2 separate regions of the Homo sapiens genome follow, and region 1 is linked to region 2. Evidence: chromatin loops called from intact Hi-C (ENCODE). Cell type or tissue: IMR-90. All regions are shown on one strand. Each heading gives the region's core, and the rest is flanking DNA. Links, peaks and the distances in the headings are about the cores only.

Region 1 (2,917 bases), core at 219-2,718, 520 kb before region 2:
AGGTGAAGGGGGGTGTCAGCGAGGTAACGGGAAGCTGCCTAGAGAGGCGGAATGCCCCTCTCTGCAAGGAAACATACTCAACCCCCGGCTGTGACTGGGGTGAATGGGACTTTCTGGCGACTTCAGAAGCAGCTGTGGTCACATCTGGGTGGCTGTGATGTGGGACAGAGACTACCTGCAAAGACTTGGGGTCCTGGAGGCTGCAGTGACCCTGACTACATCAGCCCCTCTCTATCCCCAGAGTGGGAAGAAACTGTAGGTTCAAGCCAAGTTTAGCTATTTACTGTGACCTTGGTAGGTCCCTGCTGATAGCTGGCTTATGTAAAATTCAGACAATGAGCAGAGAAAACATAAATTCCAGCACAGGCGAATTTGGAAAATGCTGTATAGAGCAAATCGTGTTGACTTAGCATTTGTGCTTAGCCGAGAAGGTGCTGCCCTGCACGTGCTCAGAGCCCCTCTCCCATTTCACCAACTAGACAAGCCACTCCGCCATCCTGCAGAGAAGCTAAGAGAGGGAAGGGCAGGTTGCTCTCCCATGCTTCTGAACATGTGGAAGAGGCAAGGGAGAAACATGGGGTGAGGAAGAGAGAAAGACTTTCCCTATCCGAAGAGCAAACCAGTCTGTGTATGTTTGCCTCCAGTCAAACAGCTTCTAAATACTGAAGAGTGCCAGAGGACTATTTATTTTGCCACTTACAAGCGATCAGAAAAAAACCTTTTATTTACATTGTGGAGGCTCAAGGACCCTGAACTTATTCTTAGGCTATTAAAATAATTTTACTATTTTGGCAACGTCTAAATGCAAGTAATTTAAGACACCCCTCTGCCTAAGGCTAACAAAATCATTGTGGTATAACTATTAGTTTGGTGCTAAAAGTAATTGTGGTTTTTGCCATTAAAAGTATTTGTAGAACAAACCAATTACTCTTGCACCAACTTAATAGCATTGGATCCACTAACCTGGAAACACCACACCAGAGAGGTGCCTGACTGCAAGGAGAGCACATGGTTGGCACATGCCAAATGTTTGTGGAAGAAGCTGGGGAGTCCCCAGCAGCTGAGATGGATGGTGATCATCAACTTCCGAAGTGTTAAAGAAAACTGAAGGGTTCTGGCCAGGCGTGGTGGTTCACACCTGTAATCCCAGCACTTTGGGAGGCTGAGGTAGGCGGATCACCTGAGGTCAGGAGTTCTAGACCAGCCTGGACAACATGGCAAAACTCCATCTCTACTAAAAATACAAAAATTAGCCGGGTGTGGTGGTGCATGCCTGTGGTCCCAGCTGCTCGGGAGGCTGAGGCCAAAGACTCATTTGAACCCAGTAGGTGGAGCTTGCAGTGAGTTTAGATTACACCACTGCACTCCAGTCTGGGCAACAGAGTGAGATTCTGCCAAAGAAAGAAAGAAAGAAAGAAAGAAAGAAAGAAAGAAAGAAAGAAAGAAAGAAAGAAAGAAAGAAAGAAAGAAAGAAAGAAAGAAAGAAAGGAAGGAAGGAAGGAAGGAAGGAAGGAAGGAAGGAAGGAAGGAAGGAAGGAAGGAAGAAAACTGCAGGGTTTTGAAGGCAGGTGGCACTGTCCTGTAGGAGACTGAGGGTGGAACTTGTCCTTGAAAGCTCCCCTAACCTACTGAAAGTGGAATGAAGGGCTTGGATCCAAGCCTTTCAGAGGCAGCCAAGATCTTCCCAGTCCCCACGATGGGTTTCTTTGGTATGCTTGTTTGCTTTTCTTTGATTCTGATGTTCAAAGGAAATAGGGTGTGTTGATGTTTTAGGTGAACAGTGTGCTTTCTGGGTGACCTAATTTATCTAGCAGTGGAATGAAAAGGAAGAGAATGGGCAGAAAGAATCAAAGCCCATGGCCTACCTCAATAGAAAACGTGTGAGTTTTTCATATAATGTTATATGAACATGAATCTGCCATTCTGCTGTGCTGTGTCTTCCATCTGTTACTTTCTAAACTGTGGACAAGAAAAATACAACTGGCGTGAAGAATGAATGTTGCACAGGGTAGGGATGAGGGGTTGGTACATAGGAAGAGAATATGCTTGACACAGAAAAGAACTAACCATATACCTTATCTCATTTAATCCTCACAACAACCAGAAGGGCAACTAGTACATAAACAAATAAAAGCAAAACAAAGCAAAACAGGCCCAGAGAGAAAAGTCCCATCACTGGGAAGACCTAAGATTTGGGTCCAGGCCCGTCCAATGCCAGAGTCCTTTCTCTTTCTAATGCCTCGTGAAGGCAGTGATGACTCTGAAAATTACAAAACAGTCCTCCCTTGTTCAGGAGTTCCTGGTGTATCTACTTCAGACCAAATGCACTTATTCCTGGGAATTATTCAAGGTCTCGTCTTTTTTAGAATAGGTACAATATGGATGAGATCTTTTTAGCTAGCCTGCTTAGAGCAATCTAACTCTTAGGTCATACTCTTTCCAATATAGTAATAGACAAGGTGTTTAAGGGGATTTTGATCTTAAGAAGGTTAAATTTCCACATCTAAGTAGCTGTGGTATGTTGGAACAAGGGGGTTGTTTTGCCTTCTAAAACAGTCCAAAGCTGAGAAAGCAGATTACTGAGGCCCTGCAAGTTGACACATGCCTCTGAGTCCAGAAGTTGGAAAAAAGCAAGCAAAGAAGTGAGCCAGAGAGAAGAGTGTTAGACTGCCCCTTATTTTCACTTCATCTGACTTGGATTAGTCTTTAATTGAAGTCTCTGCTGAGATTCTGTCTGCGCCAGTCTGAAACAGCCTGTACACTAGTCAGCCATTCAACTGTTCTCTTTATAAATGCCATTTTCCCCTGTATTTGCTGAATTTTCATTCTTCATTCAAATGTTTGGGTGTCTGCATGTTTAATGAACACAGATGCCAGGGTTCTCTCAGAGCCAAATATTTGGATTACAAAACATTGA
Region 2 (2,917 bases), core at 224-2,723:
ATAGCTCAGGAGCACTGTGCCTGTGAGGATGCAATAGACCAATCTGAGCCCTAACTTGTGAATTTCAGCTAGAACCTTCTGTTACTCTTCTCTACTTTCAACGACAGCCTTTTTGCATGTGCCTGTACTCTGACATATAGTCCAAAAGTACAGCCAGATGTAAGTAGACTCAATTGCCTCATCAAATTCCTGTCCTTCCTTTTTATCTCAGGGTGGACCCAGAGTTAACAAGGCATTTCAAGCTTTAAAGAACTGTTCCATGTAGCTCTAGACCAAGATATACCTAAGGCCTTCACCCGTCAAGCTGGTGGGGCCTGGAGTTTTGCCAGGTCGGTTGTCCAATCTCAGAGCGGTATGTGCTGCACTACCTTTTCCAAATCAAGAAGTTCTTCAGCGAAGTCTATTCATATCGTATCATCAATAGAATGAATCACAGCACACATGCAGTTTGTGGGTTTGTGGGGTTTCCTGTTTTTGTTGCTTTTTGCTGTCCCCCGGGGAGCCTATACTTGGCTTTGGTAAATCCAAATTAAAACTGGGCATCTGCTCTGCTAGATTCCAGGGCAGGGTTTCCCTACACTCAGCCCCGCTGAGAACTACGATTCCTTATGTAAGAATCTGTTGCCTTCCTACTTCCCAAGAAATAAGATCTGACAAGTTAATTCGTCTTTACTCCTAGTTAAGCCCTTCTGCTGCTCAAATCCTTCCTGTATTTTAATGCAATGTCTGCCTCTATCACTGCAATGGAACAACTGAAAAAACTTCAGTATGGCTGGGTGTGTTGGCTCATGCCTATAATTCCAGCACTTTGGGAGGCTGAGGCGGGCAGATCACCTGAGGTCAGCAGTTTGAGATCAGTCTGGCCAACATGATGAAACCCCATCTATATGAAAAATACAAAAATTAGCCGGGTGTGATGGTGCACGCCTGTAGTCCCAGCTACTCGGGAGGCTGAGACACGAGAATCTCTGGAACCTGAGAGGCAAAGGTTGCAGTGAGACGAGATTGTGCCATTGCCGTCCAGCCTGGGCAACAGAGCAAGACTCTGTCTAAAAATGCAAAAACAGAAAACTTCAGTGCATTTAGAAGCAGTTGCCTTGTGTTTTGAGGACGGTGGACAACAGTTATGGAAAGGAATGTTCCTGGGGGCCTGAACAGTATCAGTAGTGAGAGTGGATGTTTAGGGATTTGGGTCATGCCCTGCCAGCACTGAGGACTAGATTCCAAGTGACAGAGGCATTCTTATTTTCTTTAATACATTTGCTGTTTACTTTTGTGCTTGTGATATGTAGAATCCTCTAAAGCAGTTTGCAAAATATGGCTCTTGGACCAAATCCAGCCTGTGACCTCTTTTCCTTTAATGGCCCATGAACTAAGAATGCTTTTAAAGGTTGTTTTACAAAAAGATCGTGCATCAGAAACTACATGTGGCCTACAAATTCTAAAATATTTACTATCTGGCCTTTTACGGAAAAAGTTTGCCAATCGTTGCTCTGAAACAGAGGGCCCAGGTCTAAGGGAGCCATCTTCACCCACACTGCCCCCAAGTGTCCAACACAGTGTGTCACAAACCTGGGGTCTTAGCTGTGGTATTTTAGCTCCCTCTGCTGGGCCAATGTTTTTCACCAGTGCTGTAAACACGAGAAAGTTCTTGCTAATTGCAACTTCATCTTATTAATTGATGATTGATTGGTTTTATTCACCGAGTCAGCCTATTGGAAGGGAAGATAGATTCCTCATGTTTCACTAAGTTATACTGATCCACACACATCTCAAGGTTTGAAACCACTGACGGTCAGCCGACCAATTATACAGCACAATACTAGCCACAGATGAAAGTGACAGCAATATGGAACCAACAGGATTATCATTACTCATTGGGATGCAAGAAGTAGTGGAGAGGGAAAAGTGAAAGATGATTCTGTTTTGCGGGAATGGTGGTTGCAGAAAAAGTAGAAAACCGTGGGAAGAAACGGCAAATTCAGTTTTCAACACCTTAGACCAATTTAAACGTCATCCTCCAGTATCATGGTAGTTTGAGCTAACATAGAACCCACAAACATTACCAACACCTGAAAATGCTGGATGAACGGTTATTAAATCCAGAATCAAGTTCAAAACCAAGGAGGAAAACCTTACTTTCTAGAAACAAAGATGGGAATTATAGCCAGGATCATGTGGCTTATGATGGTTAGGTAAAGAATCAGACCCAGATATAGGACCGAAGGCTAGGAGCTTGGGTTGTAATGATCAACTGGGATCTGGAAGAGCACCCACTTCAGTGAGCGTGGGAAATAATAACGCTACCATTCCAGGGAATAAACAAGGAAACTTTTATTCTTCCTAGAGGTCTGTGGGAAGTGTTAGAATATGGAGTTGCATGAAAAATAAGGACTCCAACTCTACAACACGTGAACACATATGGGTGTGGTGGAAAGATTTGCAAGCTCAGAAATTAAAGCTAAAACTGGTCCTGCCAATAAAATACCTGTGGTTCTCACAGAAGAAAATGTACAATTATTCTTTAGGGATATTTCCACATTCTAAAGCACGTAAGACACAGGGAAGAAAAAGAATGCCCCTGAAGAAGAGTTCACAGACATAAATTTTGTCATTTCACACCAGGTAATAATGTATTATGAGAGAGAATCAGTAGAATCCAGAGCTAATAGAACAATTTAAAAGATAATAGTAAATCAATATGTTTAAAATAATTAAAGAGACTCAAGAAGCAATAGAAACCATAATCTAGAAGATAAAATGAAACAAGAACAAGGAAATTTGAACATAGAACCAAATAGAAGTTTAGTAATAAAAACAAATAAAGTCACTGCAATTAAAAAATGCATTTAATGAGTTAAACAGCATTTAGACACAGCTAAAGAGATATTCATGAATTGAAAGATTATCTAAGGAA

What was found. Hi-C counts contacts between places; a loop is a spot of excess contacts. Peaks named below come from ENCODE experiments on the same cell type or tissue, not always from the same donor. Only the 100,000 strongest peaks of a DNase experiment are listed, where the experiment ranks them.
Region 1: it touches region 2 in a loop (6-fold over the local background); 10 of 110 quality-filtered maps call a loop at or near these places.

The regions. Positions count from the first base shown.
Region 1 is chr7:135,796,052-135,798,968 of GRCh38, reverse strand. No RefSeq gene overlaps it. Among named protein-coding and RNA genes, the nearest start is that of FAM180A, 49 kb to the right of the region's middle. In IMR-90, for the core only: a CTCF peak has its summit at 1,590; no DNase peak of the experiment used is centred there; H3K27ac peaks cover 171 bases.
Region 2 is chr7:135,280,324-135,283,240 of GRCh38, reverse strand. The region is part of intron 3 of LOC107984123 (a long non-coding RNA gene); the gene reads left to right. It also overlaps the pseudogene SLC23A4P. Among named protein-coding and RNA genes, the nearest start is that of STRA8, 48 kb to the right of the region's middle. In IMR-90, for the core only: a CTCF peak has its summit at 1,574 (motif pointing left); a DNase peak (open chromatin) is centred at 1,570.